2 separate regions of the Mus musculus genome follow, and region 2 is linked to region 1. Evidence: chromatin loops called from intact Hi-C (ENCODE). Cell type or tissue: left cerebral cortex. All regions are shown on one strand. Each heading gives the region's core, and the rest is flanking DNA. Links, peaks and the distances in the headings are about the cores only. Region 1 overlaps Ank1 (ankyrin 1, erythroid). Region 2 holds the start of Ank1 (ankyrin 1, erythroid).

Evidence for each region. Peaks named below come from ENCODE experiments on the same cell type or tissue, not always from the same donor. Only the 100,000 strongest peaks of a DNase experiment are listed, where the experiment ranks them.
Region 2: it touches region 1 in a loop (2.2-fold over the local background); 4 of 42 quality-filtered maps call a loop at or near these places.

What each region holds. Positions count from the first base shown.
Region 1 is chr8:23,024,205-23,032,204 of GRCm38, forward strand. The region is part of intron 1 of Ank1 (ankyrin 1, erythroid); the gene reads left to right. Among named protein-coding and RNA genes, the nearest start is that of Gm51563, 8.9 kb to the right of the region's middle. In left cerebral cortex, for the core only: CTCF peaks have their summits at 3,892 (motif pointing right) and 4,237 (motif pointing left); DNase peaks (open chromatin) are centred at 3,415, 3,903, 4,317, 5,949 and 1 more place; H3K4me3 peaks cover 395 bases.
Region 2 is chr8:22,961,505-22,977,349 of GRCm38, forward strand. It overlaps Ank1 (ankyrin 1, erythroid), which reads left to right and starts at 13,332. Exons shown (of 44, transcript NM_001110783.3): 1 at 13,332-13,757. The coding sequence starts at 13,632. In left cerebral cortex, for the core only: no CTCF peak of the experiment used is centred there; DNase peaks (open chromatin) are centred at 12,787, 13,184, 13,728, 14,078 and 2 more places; H3K4me3 peaks cover 2,210 bases; H3K27ac peaks cover 1,360 bases.

The sequences.
Region 1 (8,000 bases), core at 1-8,000:
GTTGTTAGTTGCAGTAAAAGAAAGCAAACAAAAAGAAAACTGTTCTCTCTCTCTCTCTCTCTGTGTGTGTGTGTGTGTGTGTGTGTGTCTGGTTTGGGGCCTGTTGGTTGTAGGCTGTGGGTCTCTCTGGCTTTGAATCTTTTTGGCCAGGGTCCCTGAACAGCGGCAACTCTCTAGCCTTGGCGTGAATAGCAGTCCAATAGCATATCATCCATACCTTCTCTTAATGGGTGCAGAAGGAACTACAGTGGCTGGGGGGGGGGGGGTTGGCTCAGATCTCTAGGATCCCCATTGCTCTCTAAGCACAGTTCTTGAGCCTGCTCTAACTGGATCTCCTATCACTTCTGCAATGTCAACAACCACGTATTAAGCCATAGGGAAGCCTTAGCCAACAGAGCTTCAGAGAACCTGTCCATTGGCAGTGCCCTAGAGCAGGATGATCAGCCTGAGCCGGAACCCCGGTGTGGGAGGGAGGTGTTCCTGGGGAAGTGAATGGGAGGTGCTGCTTAGCATAGAGACGTTCGGTGCACAGTGCACTGAGCTGCACTTCAGTCTTTGATCCCCAGTAGGACAGTGGCCCTATGTCACCATCCTTGATAAGCACTTATTGGTGTTGATCTTTCAAGAAAAGATGTTTTTTTCCAGGTACAGGGGACAGAAAGCTGAGCCTTGATGACCAGATTCTCCCTCATTGACTTTGCTTTCTGAAGTTCTGTGTCTTTGGTTTAGCCTGGCAGTAGGAGATAGGTTCTGCCTTGTTGACATGGAATAGGGAGTATATAAGCTTCAGCGAGCTGGCTGCTAATATTTCTGGCATAGCTCCCTGCAGTCTAGGTGGTTAGTTTTTGCTAAATACCTACTGAATATGAACCTACAGGAAAGGACTGGTCTACTCATGTGGCAGGCGAACCTTGAACCAGAAGAGTGGCTCAGAGAGAGGTGGGTCCAGCCAAGTTGACTCTGAATACTGTGTTAGTCACCTTTGTGTCACTGTGATAAAATATCCAGCAGACATGACTTGGGGGCAGGAAGATTTATTTGAGCTTACAGTTTTGGAGGTCCCAAATCATTGCTACAGAGAACCTTCATCTGACTGCCCTATAAGCAGAGACAAAGTGGGGGGCAACTTTCTATGGCCTGCCTCTAGTGACTTACTTCTGCCAGCCAGGATCTCGCTCCAACTTCTCTTATCCTCCCCATACAGTCTGGAATAAACATCCAAAAACATAAGCTTGTAAGGAACGAGGCAGATTCCTTACGGTGATAAAGACATTTCTCTTTTTGTGTCCCTGTCTTGGAAGATATAAGCTTGTTTTTTTTTTAAATGGCTTGAGCAGTTATTTTTCAAGCTCACACCCAGTAACACATGTTTCTCTTTTATTCAATCCCCAAGTCTTGATAAATGCACAGAGTCACGTACTTCATCTCAGTCGAGACAGAACAGGTCTTCTGCCTCACAAAGCCTCTCTCATGGGCGTCCCATTCCCACCCACTGGCCCCTAGGTCTGTTTTCCACACCCAGAATCTTGCCTCCTCCAGACTGTCTTACACATGAGCCCATGCAATTCGCAACCTCGACATCTCCATGTGTCCAGAGCTGGTGGCTGAGTAGTGACTGCCTTCTGGGTGGGTTACAGTAGGTGGATGATTCTCCACCAAGAACATTGGGTTGATTTTCTAGAACAACCACTCAGGTTTTCACTTTAGGCAGATACTCTAGAATGAGAACCCCAGGTCTACCCTGGTTATCCTTTAGCATAGTCAGAACTTCTCTGGGCTTGCCTTGTGTCAGGAGCAAGTAGATACACAGCCTGCCCTCGCTCTTCAGGTGTGTGCACTATCATCATAACTGGCTTCTGGTTTTACTGTTGGGAGAAGGGAGATGCAGACAGGTTCAGAGTCTTAAGGAATTCAGTCAAGATCAAGCCAGAGTCTGGACCCTGCATCTTCGGTCGGTTGTTGCCTAGTTCCCTCATTTGTCTCTGCTGTGTTTTTGAGAGAGCATCTTGCCATGTTGCCTAAGCTGGACTTGAGATCCTGTTTCACCCCTCCCCTAAGTGCACCCCCACTCCTAACCTGTTCTTTCATGGAAAGAATGTATTCTCATGGAGACCCTCTTGGGACAGTTACCACCGAAGCATCTCACTTTCGAGTGAGGAATGTAACCCAAAGAGCAAGTTTAGGTGGCAGAGACCACGTAGCCGTTGGGCATGCTGATGGACTACATCCATCTCTGAAGGTGATGACATGGCTGTGATACATTCTACCTCTAGCACCCTGGTAAGAAAGCACCATCTACAAAAATCATTCTTCTGTGATTGATCTAAAGAGTTCTTCTGGGTTCTTGGTAGCAGGCCTGGCCTGGAACTGATATTCTGGCGCTCTGGGTGCTGGATTCTGCCTGTTCTTCTTTGGCTCTGACCCCTTTCCCTTCGTGCTATCATTTCATACTTGGGGCCTGTCCCTCAAGGTCCCTTTACCTGCTACAGCCTCCCAATCAAGATGGAGTGGGCTCCTAGGACTCTGGGCTCTAGCTCAGCTCCAGCCTCTGAAGATTGCAGCTGAGAATTAATTGCTATTCATTTTTATGTAGGTCACGTTTTCTTTAGAGGAAGTTGATGGGATTTCATTATCTGTGGAAAGCAGCCATACCAGAAAGAAGAATACTTTTGATTGATAATTTAGCTCAAGAATAGTGTCCCACTTTAACAAGTCTCTTGGGGAGCAGATGACCCCAGAGGGAACTATATGTATATCTAGTAGTCTGTGTATTTGGCAAAACTTTGTGTGTCCTAAAGAGAAGCAGGGCTGGGCCTGTCAGGACTTATAGATTTGATCTAGAAACTTGGGGCAGTATATAGTGGCCATCCCATCCTGACTAATAGCTTACCAAAGGAACATAGAGAACCCGGATGTTCCCCAGAGAGGCAGACCAGCTGAAAGTGCCTTAATTATATTCTTGTTAGCCCCAAACTAGATTGAACAAACAATTGTTTGTATTCACTGTAGGCAGGAGCAACATTCTGGACATTCCTGATGATGTTATCTGAGGAATACCTATACTCTGCTAGGAGACCTTCATTTATGAAATACGAACTTTTCTAAGGTTGGGCTGTGGCTCTGTGGATGAGATCTTTTCTAGAATTCAAAATGCCCAGATTAAACCCTAGCACTGCAAAAATCAGAAACAAAACCAGGAAGCACTCTGCCAACACAGAGTTCTTTAAAAAAAAAAAGAGAGAAAAAAACAGTAAGGAGAGAGTAGCCTCTTAAATCACAAGATTTCATAGTAAATTTATGCAGAGAATCAAAGAAAATCTGAGCATCACAAGAGTGCTGTACTCCAGAAAACTGTGACTGTCACATCGTAGGAGATTTGGACAGTAGAAAGCAAGCCTGCTGCTGGGGACTGGGACTCAGGAGGCAGAGCTTCTGGGGACAGACCCAACTTCACTCTCTGCTTGTGTTCCCTGGATCTGCCAGCAGCTGCCCCACTCCACCCCCACCCCCAGGCACCCTCAGTTTCACATCTGTGAAATGGGGGCAGTAACATCCCTTCTCTGTGCTGCAAGGACCAAGTGGCACCTCTAGCTCCCAGGAGCACAGGCGCGGTGCCAAGTGCTGCGGGGACCCTAGCTTTTGGTTTTGTTCCAACAGCCTGAGCCTCAAGAAGAAACATTAAATCGTTTTTTCTAGGAAATGCCAAAATTGAGGTTTTCCTTTGAAGCTTTGAGGAGGAAGCTTCTAAAAACCAACCATGTGTCCTTACAGGGCCCTGGTGTGTAAATAGCAGGGGGAAATGCCAGACAGCAGAGGGCTGTAAAATAAACAAGGCGTATTCCAGTGAGACTGGGGGAAGTCAGTGGCCCAGAAGGCACCAGGGGGCGCTCTGGAGCTGCAGGGAGGGGTTCTACACGATAAGGTCCAGCCTGCAGGGTCCTTCCCTCTGCCCGCATACTCATGCACAATCTGAAGATGCGTCCCCCGGTGTCCCTTTGGATCTTCCACGGAGAGGGTCTTCTTGGTTTCCTTGTCTAAGATGCAGTAGATGAGGCACTGTGGGAAATGGGACCTGCTTTGAGCTGTTCCCAGGCTTGCCCTCGCACTGGGAACTAGACTCCTCCAACTGACAGTCCCTGGTGAGGGAGAGCATTTCAGTACCGCTTATCCCTATAGCATCTCATCAGAAGAGCCACAGAGTGATCAAGTTCACTCTGAGGCCAGAAGAGCAGATGCACTCCCTCTGGTGGTGACCGTGCTTCTCCGGCAGAAAGGCTTTCTGGAGGATATGTCTGTTTCCCTGGTGGTTGGATGCCCCTGGGCTGCTGTTGAAGCCGAAGGATCTGGCAAGAGATAGAGGCTGGTGCCATAGAAGGAACCTGCAGTTTTCTCCACTCGCTGGCATACAGAGCGGGTGCTGGTGCTGACAGGATTTTCACAGCTGGTGGGAAGCCACAGTGCAAGAACAAATGAGGGAAAGCAGCTCGGAGAGGGAGAATGGTGTGTTAGAATCAACACAGCTGAGTAAGTGTGAGGTCTGGGTGAGAAAGGGCTGTCGGGAGTGGGCGGGGCCAAGAAGGGGTAGTAAGGGTATGGCAAATCGAAAGATAAGCCCCAAGGCCCTGTTTCCTCTCCCCTCGGGCACACTTTAACTGTAAGATAGAACTGGTAAATAACTCAGAAATGATCTTAGCACATCATTAATATAGACAAGTTGCACAAAAGCTGTGTGTGTGTGTGTGTGTGTGTGACCTTGTGTTTGAGAATAGTAATGGACATTATAAAATGGAGTCTGGAAAAATCATTTTTGCCATTTTAGTGATAGAAAATTAAATGTGTTAATTTATAATCCCACCTAGCCTAATTTTTCTTTTAAAGGCTGCTGTATTTATTTTAAAGCCTTGAACATAGAATACAAAGGAGGGTTCAAATCTCATTATTGCTTCTTTGATGCCTGAATCATTCATATCCTAGGATGACCCACTGTCAGTAAGCCCCAGGAAGGCCCAGGATACTTCCGGCCCTGCATCAGTGCATCTCAAAGATCTCGCATGCACCACCAAGGGATGGTAGAACAGAATTAGGAAGTTACAGGCAGAGAGCCTCCAGCCTTTCTAAGGCATCGACTCGAATCCTCTCCTGAGCCTGGGGTGCTCTTACTGATGCATAGAAAGAACAAGAAAGAAGGGGGAAGAGTCCAAGCCCTTAGGGAGCGCTCCGAAAACCTTCACATGTTTACTGAGCACGTGCTACGTGTGAGACATAGTTGTTGGTCTTGAGGACTGACACTGTGGCCAGGAACAAGACAGTGGTCAGAATTATTAGAAAGACAAGAGCGTCGATCAAGCAGTGAATTACGCAATCCATGTAGCAAAGACTGAACCTATTGACAGGAAGAAAATTAATATAGACGAGGCTGTAGGTTTTGTCAGGTAGATGAGAAAGGAACACACCTGGCTGGAGGCCGAGAGGGGAAAAGCTGTTTGAGAACAATATAGTTTACGTGAATACAGAGGTGTCCAAAGGATCACACGTTTATACAACACGAGGCCTGAACAAATACAGATTCAAATTCTTAGGTGTAGTGGCTGGAGAGATGGCTCAGTGGTTAAGAGCACTGGCTGCTCTTCCAGAGGTCCTGAGTTCAATTCCCAGCACCTACACAGTGGCTCACAACCACATCTAACTCCTGTTCCAGAGTATCAGATGCCCTCTTCTGGCCTCCACAGACACCAGGCACAGATGCACATGCAGGCAAAACATTGGTACACATGAAGTAAAAATTAAATTAAAAAAATCTCATGTGTGTCATAATTCCCATTTTCAAAAGTTATTTATTATTCATACATAAAGAAAAAAATGACTAAGAGAGTATGTTGAGTTGTGAGTGTCGATACTGTGATCCAGACATTGTGCGTGAGTTTTAGATTCTTCTTTTTCCATATGATCGTGCGGGCGTCCTGCCAAGCACTTTATAAGCCTGTGTGAGCAAGTCACAAGCCAACTGTGTGAAGGATAATGGCAGCCACATATTGTCTCAAGTGGGAAAACAGTAGAAGCAACCCATGAACTGCTTAGGGACACATATGTGAGTCCTACAGAGATGTGTGCTGTGGCCCCAGATGAACATGGGGAGAGAGAGAGAGAGAGAGAGAGAGAGAGAGAGAGAGAGAGAGAGAGAGAGCTGGGGAAGAGGCAGAAGGTGGTTTACTGATGTTCGTGATATTTCGGTCTTGAGCTGAGTGCACCGTGTTCTTCTTTACCTTTTTAATACATGCCTTGACTTACATCATGCATCTAAAGATACAAACAACTACATTAAAAGTGACATCAGTATAATGTTTGCTTCAGATGGAGGAGAGGCAGAGGACAGGAGAGCTGAGTAAAGTATGTCTGCTTTTTTCCTAAGCTTGGGTGCTATCTTTTTTCTGTTGCTTGTTAATTCTTACTCTCTTCCTTATCTTGACCAACCACAACTCTCCCCCCAGACTGTCCCTTCTAGCATTTCGAAGTAACTATATTTTTCTTTGGCTATTGGGTAGAGGGAAAGTTCTCCCATGTGTCGGTATGGAGACTTGTAGTGAGACTACAAAAACTGAACGGCTTTGTAGTCTGTAGTTCTTGTATCACCTCCAAAAAGATCACATGCTCTATGTGAGACACAAGACACCTGGGTAGAAGCCCAGTGCTCCTGTTACAACACATCCATGTTACCTCAACTGTTCCTCAGAGCAGTCTGGAGTGTTGTGTTAGCTTTCCTGCTTCCTAGTGAGTCAGGGTAGCTCCGGGGTACTCAGCGACTTGCTCTGGATAAAGCTCGGTTCACCCAATCAGCCTGTGAGACATTTGGGATCACAGCCAAATTGTTCTCTGCTGCCATCTCTGACACAGCTGTGCACATCAGCGCCAATTATGGATCTCAACCTTGCGACCACAGCACTCATTAGTGAGGTACCTAGAAGGATGCCCGCCTAGTTAGGCATCCTGTGAGCCCTCCTGGCCTCCAGGACACTGGCTTGCCGACCTTACTGTAAGCCCTAGTCCTGTGTACCCCAACATGGGGTCTGTGCATCTCTGTGGATTGTGGAAAGGGCTTCAAGAAGAAGAAGACACCAGAATGTGTATTTTCTAGGTTGAAATATCTCATCTTTGAAAACTTCCCATTTTGCCATGTGTTTTGTGGTGCTCATAACGTATTGGCACAATAATACTTGTGTGTGGTTTGTAAATAATAAGCAAATGTGCATCTGTTGATGATGCACGCTCAAAGACATTTCTTTTGGGAGGGATATGAGGTTCCCACAGTTTGGTTAATAGAGCTGGGTGTGTGACCTGGTGACAGAGTGCTTGTCTCTATCTGGAGTTTGGTCTCCAGCCCATAGGGTTGTGGGCGGAGTTCAAGCACTGTGAAAGTCTACCTTGTTCCCAATCAGCTAAGAGTACCCAATTTTCAAGTGAGCACAGGTTCTATGTCAAGAAGTGATGTCATCTCCCTGCCATTGGGTGGCCCTGCAAATGCAGTCACAATGATACTCTTGGGAATTTGGTAAAAACACAACAAGAGAAAGGTAGATTCCTCCCTCTTTAAAAAATCAGGTTTTACGAGGCCAAATTCCTGGAAAAAATTGATTATTAAACAGATGGTTTCTGTCCAATTAGGGGAGAAACAATGTGTTCTGGCAGCTACTGTGGGTTCACCAGAAATTAGTGATGTCCACAGAACTCATTTCCTTTATAATTCTCAACAATTGTTTATTGGAAGAGATCTTTCATCCCTTAGTGCATATATGCACTTACGGCAGCAGTTCCTGGGCATCTATTAGGTTTAAAGCCCCAGGGTAGTGATGAATATCTTGCAATCTCTGCCCCCAAAGACTTTGCTTTTAATAAAGAAGACAAACACCACACACACACACACACACACACACACACACACAGAGAGAGAGAGAGAGAGAGAGAGAGAGAGAGAGAGAGAGAGAGAATCATAATAAAATTAAGCA
Region 2 (15,845 bases), core at 7,846-15,845, 55 kb before region 1:
CGTAGCCCACCCCCCCCAAAAAGAACTAACTAAAAAGCATCCTAGATGTTTAGAAATGAAGAAGTGTGTTTAAAATAACTCACAGACTGATGTGAGGAGGGCTCAGCGGACAGAGTGCTTGCTTGGAAAGCTGAGGACCAGAGTGCAGATGGGAGAAGCCAGGAAAATGAGGCAGGCACAGCAGCCTCCCAGTGCTCTGTAGGCAGGAGGCGATGGGATATCTGGGGACTAGCTAGCAGGACAAGCCAAACTGGTGGCCTCAGCAAGGGACACACTTTAATAAAATGGAGAGTCATCAAGACCTTCGGTGTTATCCTCTGGCCTACCTACACATGCTCACAAATACATGTAATGCCCCCCAAAACATACCACATACATCTGTATGTACACAAGTAATAAGATTTGTGGGCCATGAAAAACGGAAATAGAAGGCCTATTTTAAGCTGAATTATATTTTTCTACCAGATAAAATAGTGGATCTAGGCAAAGGGGATCAAATGCCAATAAGAGCAGAGAAATCCCCCAGGGCCTTTTGGCCTTGTGCCCCTCCCAGATGTCTGTCAGCCTGGCTTGGAGTGAGCCTAGCAGATCAGCTTTTGGACAGAAGAATGCGTTAGGTGTCACTGCAAGAGTACACTCAGCAACAGTTACCACAGGAGGAACTAGAAAGGATAGAGGACAAATTTGGAAGAGTGACAGTGGAGGCCCAGCTGTAAAGGGGCGGGTAGGAATTCAACCCCAGAAGGCAACTGCAAAGAAGCAGCACAGAGAACTGAAACAGGCGTGCTTGCTGAGACTGAGGTTTTGGTAGAGTGTGACGTGGGGTGTGTGTGTGTGTGTGTGCGCGCCTGTCTGGCTGCCTATCTGGGTGTGTATATGTGAGTGTGTGTGATGTGTGTGTCTGAGAGTGTGTGTGTCTGAGTGGGTGTCTGTATCTGAGAGTGTGTGTCTGAGTGGGTGTCTGTGTCTCTGTGTGTGTCTGAGTGGGTGTCTGTGTCTGAGAGTGTGTGTCTTGAGTGGGTATCTGTGTGTGTCTGTGTCTCTCTGTGTGAATCTGTATATGTGTGTCTGTGAACACGTGCCTGTGCGAATGTGTGTGAGAATGTGAGTGCATGGGTGTGTGTCTGTCTGAGTGGGCGTCTCTGTGAACCTTTGTGTCTGTGTGTGTCTCTGTGTGTGTCTATATGTGTCTCTCTGTATGTCTGTCTGTGTGTGAATGTCTCTGTATGTGTCTCCCTGTGTGTTTACAGTTTGAACAGAAGTTTACCCCGCAAAGCTAAGTAAAGCAAACCCTAGGGAGAGAGGTTGGCGTGTGCTGTCACAGAGCAGGGAGCTGTTTGTTTTGGTTTTGTTTTTGAAAGACTGTTTTCTTTTTAGAGTTAGGCACTGAAGTGTAAAGATGAAAAGGATATACTGACATTTGTTTCAAAGTAAGCCATTGCTCAAGCGAGTTCCCAGGAGCTATGATCTCATGAGTGCTCAGAGTCAGCCCTGAGCCGCTGTTTTGAAACTGGTAGATTTAATTAATTTACTGTTCCTTGGCTATTTTGAAAATCTTCAAATGTCTTAATGAAATATTTAAGATGCTTTACAAATCACTTAAAATCAGCCGAAGAAGCATTTAGATGGCGATTCATGACCTTAATTAAAACGAATCTAGAAAACAGGAAGCCCTAAGAACCAACAGTGACTGAATAGCCGCTCTGTTAGCAGAAGTGCTCAGACGCGCGGCTCCTGCTGGGTACATGGAACCCTTGGTTAGACCTGGTGTCATCCTGTCCCGTCCCATAGAGTTGGAGTTATTCGTGTCCTATCCTCAGCACTTCCACTCGGAAGCTAACCTAAAGGAAGGGACGGAAGGCTTGGTCAGTGGAGCATGTGACTTGCATGCTCCAGCACCTGGCCTTTCCCTAACGCCGAGGACTGCAGTGATCCCTAGCACCCTTGTAAAGACTCTGGGCATGCTGGCACATATTGGTGCTGTGAAAGCAGGGCCAGGTAGACTCTCAGGGATTGCTGGCTAAGCAGCCTAGCCTAGTCAGCGAGCTCTAGGCCAGTACGAGACTCGGTCATTAAGGAGGTGGATGGCGTTCCTGATGATAGCAACCCAAGATGATCCCCTGGCCACATGCTCACCTGTGCAGATGGATAAACCTATAGAAAGACAGGCTGCTGGCTTTTTTTAAAGTTCAGCAAGAATTTAAAAGCAGCATACAACAGCCCACTTGCCAGACACAATAGCAGGGTCACACAGTCCAAGTCACATATGCAAAGGGATTCTCTATGCTGGCAGAGCAGGCAGGCAGAGCCACGACTATGTAGAGCGAACATTTTAACACTAGTGTTACTATATAATGTGTCTAATGTCCAAGCTACATTGAAAGACGCTGTCTTAGAAGAAAAGGGAGATATCTGGAGAGAAGAAGGGAGGGAAGGAGAGAGAGAGAGAGAGAGAGAGAGAAAGAGAGAGAGAGAGAGAGAGAAAGAGAGGCCACAGCCAAGGAGACATATGATTTACTATAGTGCCATATAGCTTACAAAAGACCTCTCTTACAGAACCCGAGTATGCAAAGAATTTCTTTCAAACCAGGAACAGTATAATCTAATTACTTTTTAACGGCCAAGGCCCACGGACGGGCAGTGGTGAGAAAAGAGGTTCTCTGTGGTTAGTGAGGGAGAACTGCCACGTCACAGGGCCATGGTGAAAATGTTAAACAAGGTGTGGGAACATACATAGATTGCTGGTGGGTGTTCAGTGGTATGACCAATTTGCAGCTTCTCTTGTTATTGGGATCTGTAGACATGGAAAGCAGTGGGTTTCTCTGTAAGATTCTCATGTCTACACTATGCTAATTTGTTCTGATTCACTCCCCCTCTCTGCCCTTCTTCCCTCTGGCCCTCCTATGGCTGTTCCCCTACTTCCCCTCAAATAGTCCCTCCTGTTATCACACCACATACATTGAATCACACCTCTTTCCTTCCCCTCCACCTCTGCTTCATTGATAAGTCCCTTCTCAAGTTGTTTTTTATGTTCATGCCCTAGATATACATGCATTTACAAGTTTAAGCATAAACTTTATATATGAGAGAAAAATGTGTGATATTTTTCTTTGTGAGTTTGGCTTATGTAGCATACTGTGTTTTCTGGGGTGTGTGTGTGTGTGTGTGTGTATGTGTGTGCACACACACGCGTGCACAAGTGTGTGAGCACACACTCACTAATGTAATAATTTTATTCTTCTTTATAATTGAATGGAAACCCATTGTATACATCTGCTGCATTTTCCACATCCCTTCACTGGTTCATGGACTTTTACCTCTGTTCCATACCAACAGAATGTGTGGACACAGAAGTATGAACTCGGGATGAAAAACTATACAGTTCTATGTTTCCGTCTTTTAGGAACCTTCACATTGATCCAGAGGGCCTGTTCCAGTTTACACTCCCACCCGTATCGAATGAGGGCTCTTTCCCCATGTCCTCACCAGGCTTTGATGTTATCTGTTTTCTTGGTAGTAGCCTTGCTGACTGGGGCAAGACAGAGTCTCTGTGTAGTTTGGATCTGTCATTTCCTGGTGGCTGAAAATACTGAACATTTTGGGAAATACTTACTGGTCATTCGTATTTCTTCCTTTGACAATCATCTATTCAATTCCTCAGCCTACTTGTTGATTGAATTAATTTGGGCCCTTAATTTTTAATGTTCTTTATAGATGCTAGACACGTTCTGGTAGATGTGTAGCTGGCAAAGATCGCCTCTCTCTGTGGGCCATCTTTTCACTGTGCCATTTGCTTTGATGTGCAGAGGCTTTTTAATTTCACAGCATCCTATTTGACAGTTAGATTCTCTCCTGAGCGATTGGAGGCCCTCTCAGAGAGTCCCTGCCTATGCCTGCACCTTGAAGTGTTTGTCATGTTCCCCTATAGCAGCTACAGAGTCTGAAGCCTTTGATCTACTCTGAAATGACTTCCAGACAGAGTGACTTGTCCTAGTTTGCCTTCCTCTGGCTGCGACAAACACTATGACCCAAAGCAGCTTGGGGTGAAAGGATTTATTTCATCTTGTGCTTTCAGGTAAGAGTCCATCACTGAGGGAGGGCAGGGCAGGAGCTCAAGGCAGGAACCACAGATGGAGGCTGCTTTGTGGCTCATCCCAGAGTCCCTTTCAGCGACTTACTCCTCCCTCCTTCCTCTTTCCTTCCCTCCCTCCCTCCCTCCTTACCTTCCTTCCTTTTTATTTATTTTCAATTTTGAGATTATTATATAATTTCAACATTTTCCCCTTCCCTTCCCCGCCTCTGAACCCTCTCACATATCAATCCCACTCTCCTTCAAATTCATGGACTCTTTTTTAAAATTGTTATTGAATATATTCATATTCTTTTTAAAATTTTTATTTATTTTATGTATATGAGTGCACCATTGCTCTCTTCAGACACACCAGAAGAGCGTATCAGATCCCATTACAGATGGTTGTGAGCCACCATGTGGTTTCTGGGAATTGAACTCAGGACCTCTGGAAGAGCACTTGGTGCTCTTAATCACTGAGCCATCTCTCTGGCCCCTCATATTCTTAAACATAACCCACTCAGTCTAAGAGTTTCATACTGATTCTCCAAGGAGAATCTACAACTACTATCTTACTAAACCAGCATGATTCTTAACAGTAATCTATAAACATGTGTCCTTATACCCACGGGTAAATGTAGTCTTCACTCCTCATAAAGGAAACTGCTCTTTGCAACAGACAGAAGCCACTACAGAGAACCACAGCCACACAAAATGCAGAGTTGTGGAGCCCAGTCCCAGTGGATCCACCAGCTACCTTTCTTATATAGCCCCGGGCCACCTGCTTAGGGATGGCACCACCCACGGTGGATAGACTGGGTCCTTCTACACACATTAGTTTTCAAGCCATCCATCCCACAACATCCCCATAGCTTTTCAATCAAGGTCCCTCTACTAGCTAGGTGTGGTGCACACACCTTTAATCAGGAGTCAGAGGCAGGGGGGAATCTCTGTGAGTTCAAAGCCAGCCTGGTCTAAATAGTGGGTTCTAGATTAGCCAGATCCAGTGAGACTCTGCCTCAAAAACAAAAATAGAAAACAAATGACAACAACAGATGATTCGGGGAAGGAGGGGTCCTCTTCTCAGATGTGTCCAGTTGACAAGCAAGGTTAGCCATCACTATAACAGACAGGGACAGGGAGCAACTTCATCCCTCTGCCTGTGGAGATCCAGTTTTTCCAGCACTATTTGTTGAACAGGCTCTTTTCTCCACAACATATGTTTGGACACCTTGTTAAAGTTTAGATGACTGTAGCCACGTGGATTTATTTCTGGTCCCTTTATTCTAATCCATTGGTTTACACACGTCTATATTTGTCTTCTTGCTGTGAGTCTGTAGTATAGTTTGTGTGTGTGTGTGTGTGTGTGTGTGTGTGTGTGTGTGTGTGTGTGTAGGATCACTGACTTTTTGGTATCTTTTGTGCTTCCAAAATCTGGTGGCCAGCATGCGATGCAGCTGTGGTCCACCCCTCAAGACCACAGCTTCTGTGTGTTGATCCTGAGGAAACACTCCCAGAAGATTTCACTCAGTGATGCTGGTCTCTAACTCCTTAGCTCCAGCTGACCAGCATTAATTGTCCCAGCAAAGCAAAGGTTTCACATCCGTGGTTCTGGACTCTTGTTAATCACAGTTGATTCTTCAGCCCCCAGCTAACTAGACACTACAGATTCTTAATTCAAAATATCACACAAATGGCCTTGATAGTTTTTGCGTCCCTCTGAAATGTCACAATCCAGACTTCCCTCGTCTGAGTCTCTCTGGAAATTCTTATCTTTCAAGCTCTCACTGGAAAGCCCATTAAAATGTGAGCACTCAAACAGCTTTTCCAGCCTAGAGTTCCAGAGTTCTTCCACAAATCGACCTCAAAACAACATGGTCACTTCTGTCTGTCACAGCAATATTCCATGGACCTAGTGCCAATTCCTGATTTAGCTATGGTTTCTATTGGTGTGCTAAACCAACCAACCAACCAACCAACCAACCAAACAAACAAACAACAGCAAAAGCATAACCAAAAGCAACTTGGAGTGGGAAGTGCTTGCCTTCGTATGCCAAGTCACAGTCATATCCTGAGGGGGGCCACAGCAGAGACTTAGGCAGAGGCCCTGGAGGAATGGCTTGCTCGCTCTCTCTCTCTCTCTCTCTCTCTCTCTCTCTCTCTCTTTCTTTCTTTCTTTCTTTCTTTCTTTCTTTCTTTTTCCGAGACAGGGTTTCTCTGTGTAGCCCTGGCTGCCCTGGAACTCACTTTGTAGACCAGGCTGGCCTCCAGCTCAGAAATCCGCCTGCCTCTGCCTCCCAAGTGCTGGAATTAAAGGCGTGCGCCACCACTGCCTGGCTCAGTCTGCTTTCTTAAAACATACCCCAGGGCCACCCGCCCAGGACTGGTATCTTCCACAGTGAACTAGGCCCACCCACATCAAGGAAACGCCCCCACAGACAGGCCAATCAGATAGAGGAATCTTACCAACCAACGTTCCCTCTTCGAAGATGACCCTGGCTTGTGTCCCGTTGACAAAGCCCTAACAAGTAGCAGGTGAACTTAGCCACCGAGCCATCTCTCCAACCCCTGGACAGCCGGATCTCCAGTAACACTCATCTGGAGATCACAAAAGGTGTAATAATAGCAACAACAGCAAACAATACAAAACAAAGCGATGGGGAGAGAGGAGGACTGGGCACTAACTAGCACATCACACGGTATGACTCAGGTAGTGGTGCACAGGGAAATGTGAGAGTGCCCTTTGTGCCCGAGGACACATCTCTCAACTCACAATCCTAAAGCTTGAAAGTCCACGGACTGAGGTCAGCGTGTGGGTCAGCTTCTGGAGCAATCTACTCGTTGTTCGCTGCACTAGAGTCTGGGGGTACTGAAGGTCCACGGGACATCTGAACATCATCCTTCCAGCAGGGTGGTCAATGCTTAGACAGTTGAAGAATTGTGGATACAGACCCTCTACCCACACGGCTCTGAAAGATACGATAGTGTCCCCTATTCACACCACTCTGGGAGACATCTCCCATCCAGGACATTAGCTTCCCCAGAGGGTAAGATCTGGGCACTCTCTATTTGGCACCACATGCCCAGCCCACAGCTTTGACCTCTGGTATGCAAAGAAGGGATGAGAGCTCTGGCAGATGCCAGATACTGTCCCCTCCTGCCGTTTGGAGCTGACTTATACCCTGGGACCATGGCAGATTTAATCAGGCTCTCTACTTGTGACTTTTTGGTTTTTAAGGGCCCCCATGACAGATCAGTTTAAAACAGTACATCCCTTTCCAAAATGACACCCCGCCACTGCCCTCGAAGTCCCAGATGGGATTCATCTTCATGGCTGACCCGTGCACCAAAGGAACCACGGGGTCTGTGCTGGGTGTCTTCTTTTGTGTCAACTTGGCACAAACTAGAGTTAGCTGGGAAGAGGGACCCTCAGTTGAGGAATGCTTCCCTCAGACTGGCCTGCAGGCATGGTAATGGGGGCATTTTCTTGATTAGTGAATGACAGATGTGGAGCATTGCACCCACTGTGGGTGGTGTGACCCGTGGGCATGTGGGTTGTTTAAGAAAGCAGGCTGAGCAAGCCGTGGGCAGTCCTTGCCTCCAGATTCCTGCCTCGAGTTCCTGATTTGGCTTTCACTGCTGATGGGCAGTAGCCTGAAAAGCAAATACATTTTTTTTTTCTCTCCAGATTATTTTTAGTCACTTCTTTGTATTGTTCAGATTCACCTATTTTGGCGTAGTGATGGATGACTGACTAGTGCCCGTCTCAGAGGGAGTCCGCCATAGCCTCTGCTCTGGTGTGAGGTCTCAGGAAAACAGATATTTGGTAATTGCTTCTTTCCTTCTAACTGGGGGTTAGGACAGGGTGGAAGAGATTCCCTTCCTCAGTTCAGCTTTAGTTAGGATGTATGTCCACATATACCAGTCAAAGCACAGACTCTGAAGACTATTTACTTACAGTCCTAGGCCCAGGGACTTGAGCTTGAATACAAACAAGTTCAATTCCTTGATTCCTATCTGTTAAAAAAAAATGTGACCCTGGTGGTCTGCTTCGCTAAGCTGTTCTTACACTAAACATGCTCACAGGAATGTCTAATGCACTGATAGGCGTCAGCTGTTCATATTTAGTTCAGGAGGCAGCTTTTATGTTGGGAGGCTTTCTTAATTATTAGTAATGTTCCTTTTAAAAAACATAATTTGGTCCAGTTGTATAAAACATATGCTTAGAGGATGGAGTTGTCGGGGAAGGGCTGCCTGGAAACCTTAGAGGAAGCAGAACTATATCAAAGTGGATGCCCCTTCTCTTTATTAAACAGACGAAGGAGAAAGCCTTACTGAACTACAGGACTCTGTATGGGAATGGAAAGGGGAGCTCCTTGGGGCTATTCTGGCCCGGTATGTCCACGTGAGCAGTCGCTCTCACCTCACAGTTAGAAACAAGTTAGAAACAGGGGTTGCTCAGGGGTCGACAGTTCCTTAGGAATGGTCAGAAGAACCACAAGGAAATGTCCCCCTAATCTTAGCCCAGGCGCCTGTGAGAACTATGACTGCCGTGTGGGACGCGGCCTTCTGGAGCCACACAGACGAGCTTTTTACTTGATCTCGATGTCACGTGGGTTTTGCGTTGGCCTTCTGGCTGGCTGGTCATACTATTTTATGTGTGTGGTAATTACAATTGCTTCTGTTCCTTGGAAGGTGCTGCCCGTTATTTTCAGTGTGACTGAGATAAAATGCTTGACCGAAGTCACCTTAGGAAAGAGGGCTATAGGATTTCTTTCGGCTCACAGTTCTAGGGTGCAGTCCATCCTAGAGCGCGAGGCAGCTGGTCACACTGTGTCCATCGTCAGGAAGTGGAGAGAGGCGAATGCCCAGGCTCAGCAGCTCATCCTCTCCTTTATATTTAGCCCTGAGTCCCAGACTACAGAATGCTGCAGTCTGCTTTTCAATCCCATCTCAATTACTCTAGTTGAAATAATCTCTCCCAGGCATACTCAAAGAATTGTTTCCATAGTGATCTTAACCCCTAATAGGTTGACAGTTAAAACCAGCCACCACAAAGATCTGGCCCATCCCTGGCACAGCTGGCCATTTGAAGGCCTGTCTTAAGCCAGGCTTTCGGAGTGATACCTCACACCCAAGCCATAACGTGGTTCAGGCCTGAACTCTGAATGGGCTTAAGGAAGCCACTTAAGCAAACACACCCTAAGCTTTCCTATCTGGAACATAGGGGTGGTGACACTTTGCCAGTCACAGTCCTGTCACTGTGACAAAGCACCAGAGAAACAACTGGAAGGAGACAAGACTTGTCTAGGCCCTGGGTTCAGAGGCTCCAGCCCAAGGCTGGCACTTCCATTGTTGGGCCCCATGGTGACGCATAGCAACATGCTGGTGAGCCTGTGCAGTATGGGATGCCCATCCCAAGGTTGCAAGCAACAGAGAGGAGAAGATATCTCTTCAAGAATCACTGCCAGTGACCCACTCCCTCCAACCTAGCCCCATCTCCCATAGTTCATCATCTCCCAATAGTCTAGTCAAAACTTGAATCCATCAGTAGATCAATCCATTCATGAAACTGGAGCCCTTCAGATCCACCCACTGGCCCCAAACCCACCTCTGAGCACTGCTTGCACAGGAGGCTGGGACTTTTTGGCAGAACATTTTATATCTAAAGTATGACAGGTGCTTTTGTTGGGATGCAATGAGATGCTCAAAGAAAGAATCTCACCTCGTAAAAACACTCATGATCCCCCAGCCTCAGCCTCTGATGTTGGGGTTACAGGCATATTTTGTTCTGATAAATACTTTGTAAATGGTTGGCAGTACCTAGATCCCGGGAAACATCAGGATACCAGTTAGCAGAGGATACAGACGGTCTGTGGTAATGAGGAGTTACCTGGTATCCTAGTTAGGGTTTCTATTGCTGTGAGGAGACCTCGTGACCACAGCAACTCTTTTAAAGGAGAACATTTCATTGGGGCTGGCTTACTGTTTCAGAGGTTTAGTCCATTATCATGGTGGGAAGCATAGTGGCATGCAGGCATACACGGTGCTGGAGAGGGAGCTGAGAGTTCTATACTGGGATCAGCAGGCAGCAGGAAGAGAACATAGCCACTAGGCCTGGCTTGAGCTTCTGAGACCTCGAAGCCCACCTGGCTAGTGATGTACTTCCTCCAACAAGCCCACATCTCCTAACAGTGCCACTACCTAAGGGTCTGTGGGGGCCATTTTTATTCAAACCACCGCACCTGAGTAGTGTTCCCACCAAGAACGAGGCAGCCCCTCCAGCTGCCACCATATTGGCCCAACCCACATCCTCATTCCCGTAGGAGAGGGCACCTGCTATGTCCTCCAGCCTCCCTTTGGCTGTAGCCCGTACTGTCCTGCTTCTTCCTCTGAGGGAGAGGTCTCCCAGCACCTCACCAGTCCTAGGAGAAGCACCTGCCAAGAGAACCCAGAACACGAACAGCACTTACACCTGGTCCCATGGGAACTGTGTGTGTCCAGAGCCACCACCTTAGTAGTGACTCCAGGGACAGTTGAGGCAGGAGCTCAGCTTCTTACTAATGCTTTACTTTGAGTCTCAGAGACATTTTGTTTTATTGTATTTTGCCCCCAAGGGGCTCCTGTGCAGGTTTTGATACACGGGAGGCATCTTTATATTGGAGATACTTTTACAGCAGTTTAGATGAGTCTCAGGTTTTGCCAAACACTGGTTTAGTCCACTCCGTGTTTTACTGGAGCATTGCACCGTGACCTCTTCCATGTCTCTCAAAGGAGGTATCATCACTATTCTTGTTTACAGACTAGGAAGAGAAACGGTTTCATGGTTTTCAGAAGTGGGGTAGTGGGGGGGGGGGGCTCTGCCACCAGATTATTGTTTTCCATGAATCTCTCCATTAGCTGTGTGATCTCAGGAAAGCTACTCACCCTCCCTGTTCCTCACTCGTACCCACCAGTAAAAGAGTGGAAATGTTCACTGCCGTGTAAGCGCTACCATTTTAGTTCTTGTTCCTTAAACCAGAACAAAGCTGACTTGGTTTTAACTCCATTTCACTGAGCTCCTGGGAATGTACGGTATTGGCCAAGGTGCTGAAGATGCAATTCCGAATAAAGCACGTCGCCTCTCTTCACTGAGCTTAAAGATCTAGTGGAGGAGAGCTGACCTGGGAGTGTGTGTGTGTGTGTGTGTGTGTGTGTGTGTTTGTGTGTGTAGGGGTGTGTGTGTGTGTGTGTGTTTGTGTGTGTAGGGGTGTGTGTATGTGTGTTTGTGTGTGTGTGTGTTTGTGTGTGTGTGTGTAGGGGTGTGTGTGTGTGTGTGTAGGGGTGTGTGTGTGTTTGTGTGTGTAGGTGTGTGTGTGTGTTTGTGTTTGTGTGTGTGTGTGTGTTTGTGTGTGTAGGGGTGTGTGTGTGTGTGTTTGTGTGTGTAGGGGTGTGTGTGTGTGTGTGTGTGTGTGTAGGGGTGTGTGTGTGTGTGTAGGTGTGTGTGTGTGTGTGTGTGTGTGTGTGAAGGTCGAGTATGGACAGAGCAGGCTGAACAGAGGAAGCAGGGATGTAGATCCTGATGCAGATGGCCCCAGGGAATTTAGATGACACATGGGTACCAAAAAGGCCTGGAGTAAAAAATTGGAGGTTAGGGTAGGGCTGACCATTCAGGTCCTTGTAGATAGTAGAGCATATTTTGATCTCCATCTTGGAACAAAAAGGACGTTTCTCTGGGAAGTAACAATAATTACACCAGTTTGTAAATATTATTCATGACTACAGTCAAGGGACTTAGCGGTGGGATGCCAAAGACATGAGGTTGGGGCTCCAGAGGGTGTCCTTCTGAGCAGGCTGGTTACAGCCAAGGTGTGTTATCGAGAGAGGGGCCTGTGGTGGTGATGGAATACGCCTCATCTGAATCCAGACAAGAATAGACCAGATTCTGAAGACTCAGCATAATAATGTAAAATCGCATCAATAATATATCAACTTCATGTTGAAACGATGGCTTGGGAGATATACAGGCTTAAAAATACATTTAAAATCAATCTTCTAGTTTCTTTACATGGAAAAAAAAAGTGGCTACATGACAATTGAAGTTGCATGTGTGACTGGTATTTGTGGTTCTGCCTGCAGTGAGAAGCCCCAGGACTCACCCCTGGGAAATGACAGCAGTTAGATCTGTCAGACCCCTGTGGTTACCCAGCACCTTACCTTCTGTCAGGGGCCTAGTGGGGAAGACAGAAGTGGAAATCACTGAGCGAGATGTGTTTGTGAGAAAGAGGGGTGGGAACAGTACCTAGTACTACTCCTTCTGCTCCTCACCAGAGCTGCTTCAAACCTGCACAGGCTCGGGAGGGGGGGGGGGCGGGCGAGAGGACAGGAGGGAGCAGGCTGTTTCATAATAACTTCTCCAAGACTCAAACACCAGTGTTCAAGACTGTCCTTAGCATCCTGTGGGATAGGGAAGGAGGAGGTTGGGAGCTGCACCAACCAGACTGAAAGGGCAATGTTCATAGGTCAGGGCCTCAGTTTCCCCGCCTGTCACATGACTGAGTGGTGAAATGAGCTTAAGCCGGTTCCCCGTTCCCACAGTCTACGTTGGTAGCTGCGTGACCCCCAGCTGGTAAGGTTCTTTACAGCAGCCCAACACCGGTCCAGACCACAGTACCTACGGAGGGAGGGTGGAGAGAGACCTGGTATTGCAGGGTGGGCGGTCCCTGATGGGGAGACCCAGTTCCACTCCCGTCCAAAAGGAGCGAAAAGAAAAAGAATGGACTTGACGCTGGACTCGTATTCTAAGTATATTTGGTAAAGATGCAAAGGAAAGGCCCACTTGGTTTGACCGGGGCAGATCAAGCTCTCCTCCAGGAGCCCCGGCCCTTCCCGGAGGGCGGCCCGGGCCAGGCTCGGCGCTAGCGGAGTCCGTGCCGCAGCGGTGCCCCGGTCCCACGCTCCGCAGCTCGGCCAGGCGATGCTGGCATTTTCTCCGCCGCCGTCAGGCACGCCGGTCCGCAGGGTCGCCGGGCCCGGGCGGAACGGCCCCGCTTTGTTCCCGTCGCCCCCAAGGCGCCCCGCGATCCCCACCCCGGGACCCCGCTGCAGCGGGGACCCAGCGCCGGCTCGCAGCGCCCCGCGCCCAGCCTGGTGGGGCGGCCGCACCGAGCTGCCCCCGCTCCTCCCGCGAGCCCGCGAGTCCGCCCTCCGCGGCCCGCGCCGCAGTACGAGCCTCCTCCCTCCCGCCCCCCGCGCCGCCGCCGCCGCAGGAGAGGGGGGGCCCGGGCGGGCGGGCGGGCGCGGCGAGGGCGCGCGGCGAGCCCAGAGCCGGTGCGGGGCGCGGGCGAGCGAGCTCCGGCCGCGGCGGGAGGCGCCACCCCGGGGCTCGGCTAGCCGCGCGCCGGCCTCTCCTCGCCCTCCGCCCCGCGCCCCGGCCCCCGGGCGCCGCAGCCTTCGCCTCCGCCGGGGAGAAGCTCGCGCCCTGCGCAGCTGAAGGAGCCGGCTCTCCCCGGGAGGGTGTCGTCGCCGCCGGCTCGCAGAGGGCGCGGGCCCGGGAGGCGGGGACCGAGCGCCGCGACCCGCCATGGCTCAGGCGGCCAAACAGCTGAAGAAAATCAAAGACATCGAGGCGCAGGCCCTCCAGGAGCAGAAGGAGAAGGAGGAATCCAACAGGAAGCGGCGGAACCGCTCCCGTGACCGCAAGAAGAAGGTAAGGGGGCGGCGGCGGCCCCGCACCGAGGCGCCCGGAGTAGCTGCGGGAAGGCGATCGGCCGCGCTCCGGCTGACCCCGCGGGAGCGGGAAGGGGGGAGGCGGGTAGGGCGAGCAGAGAGCGGCCCCGGGGTTCCGGCAAGCTGCCCCAGACTCATTTCAGCACCTTGAACAGAGGCCCGCGCTCCGGAGGAACTTTTGCCGCCTCTGGGGTGGCAAAGCGGGTAAGGGGCTGCACCGCGGGGCGCAGGGCTGCTCGCCTGGCTTTCTCGGGGAGCTGCTTTGGGTGAACAGGGCAGGCGCTCCAGAGGTGGTACTGTCCGCTCCTGCTCAGGTGACTAGTGAGTTCTCCTGCGCCGCCGGAGAGAGCATCTTCCTCCCAGATCTCTCAGGACGAACTGGGGCGACTGCCCTTCCCGATCCCTTCCTGACCCTGTGGGTCCGCGGGTGGACCTGGAAGAAGCAACTCACCCCTCAGGCATTTGGCAGCATTTTATGTTAAGGTCATTCCAGAGGAGTCACTGGTGGCAGGGAAGAGGAATTCCCTTAGAAGCCTCGCTGGGGCTTTTCCAGCCTGACCCAAGGCCTGGTCGGAGAAGAGCTCTGCCATGGGACATCATGAGGGCAGTCTTTCATGGGACAAGGGTCTGTGCTGAGACAGCCCAGGGATCCAGACCCCTGAAAGCAACTGTTGCTATTTGCAGTCCTTCTTTCAGATCATGGCGGGGTAAGAACCACAGTAGTTTAGACCCACGGTCTAATTACAAGCACCTGGATGTCCACAGCGACTAAGCAGGGCACTCTACCGCCGGCTAGAGCTTCAGGGATGCACAGGCTAGGAAAGCGTGAGTGGAATTCTGGGAGTCCAAGGTAGAGCTGGACCCTAGCTTGCAAGAGCCATCTTAACCTGGAGAAGTTGATGTGAGCCTGCAGGAACGTCCCCTGGCCAGAGAATTTGGGTTCATGGGGCGTCTTCACAGAGACGCTGCCCTTGCTTATGAAAGACTCCCTCCCTGAAACTGACTCGCTCTGAGAAGGAAATATAGAAGCTGTGGTTGACAGCCGTGTAGGGGACAGTCTACTTCGAAGTAGGTGGCAGGGCTGATAGGGCTCTTTTCCTGGAGATGACACTGGGCAGGCTGAGGTGTTCTCTGACTCTTAATCTAAGGAATCACCATGTTAGGTGTTCCTATACGCCTGACAGATACTATAGTGTTCCTCTACCCTCCCTCTCTGCCCCTTCTCTCCCCCCCCCCCGCCCCAATATTGGCACCTCGTGTGTAAATAGGAATTTCAGCATAACACACTCTTTAAGCAAGAGGTCTTTCCCAAACCAACAGTGAATCAGTTTGGGCTGGTGCCACTTACAGGGAGAGTACCACGTTAGGGTCTCAGATGCCGATCCAGCAGGCTAGGCAGAGAAGTCTCCTAAGAGAGCTTAGTGCTCCTCCACTCTCTTGGCAATGGTGTTGGGCCTCTCTGTATTTCCATCCCTGTTCTTGATCTTGGAGGAAGACTCAGTTCCTCGTTCTCCTCTCATTTCTTGCCTGGAGCTTCCTCTTCGTATTCCCGACCCCAGAGATGACAGTCTGACTAACAGTAAAAGCAAAACTCTCTTCAATTTCATTTCTTCTTAACTGACCTCATGCGATGTGTGTCTATGAAACAAAGCCATTTGGAGATTGATTCTATGTCTTAAGTCTTTGTCTTTGCATTCTTGGTGAACTTTGCCCCACGTTTGGGTTCTGGGTGATCAGACGTTCCCCTGTCCCTGGGTTGCGTCGTTTTGACTTACTAGCTGGTCACAGCACACTGCGTCAGTAGGTGTTCGGAAATCTTCCATACAGATTATCTTGGTTTTCTGCAGTGTCTTGAGAGGTTATGATTGGTACAACAACCAGGAAGTTTTAATCCAAATGGATAGTGATGATGTGAACTCCCAGGATATATTGTTTATCCAGGGACACATTATGGGGGTATTTGGAGGGATGCTTTGTTTATATTTCATGGTCATTGTGAGGTGTTCTGGATGGTCACATAAGGTAATATAGCTAACACCTACAGCAAAATATAAAATTGCAAGAAAGT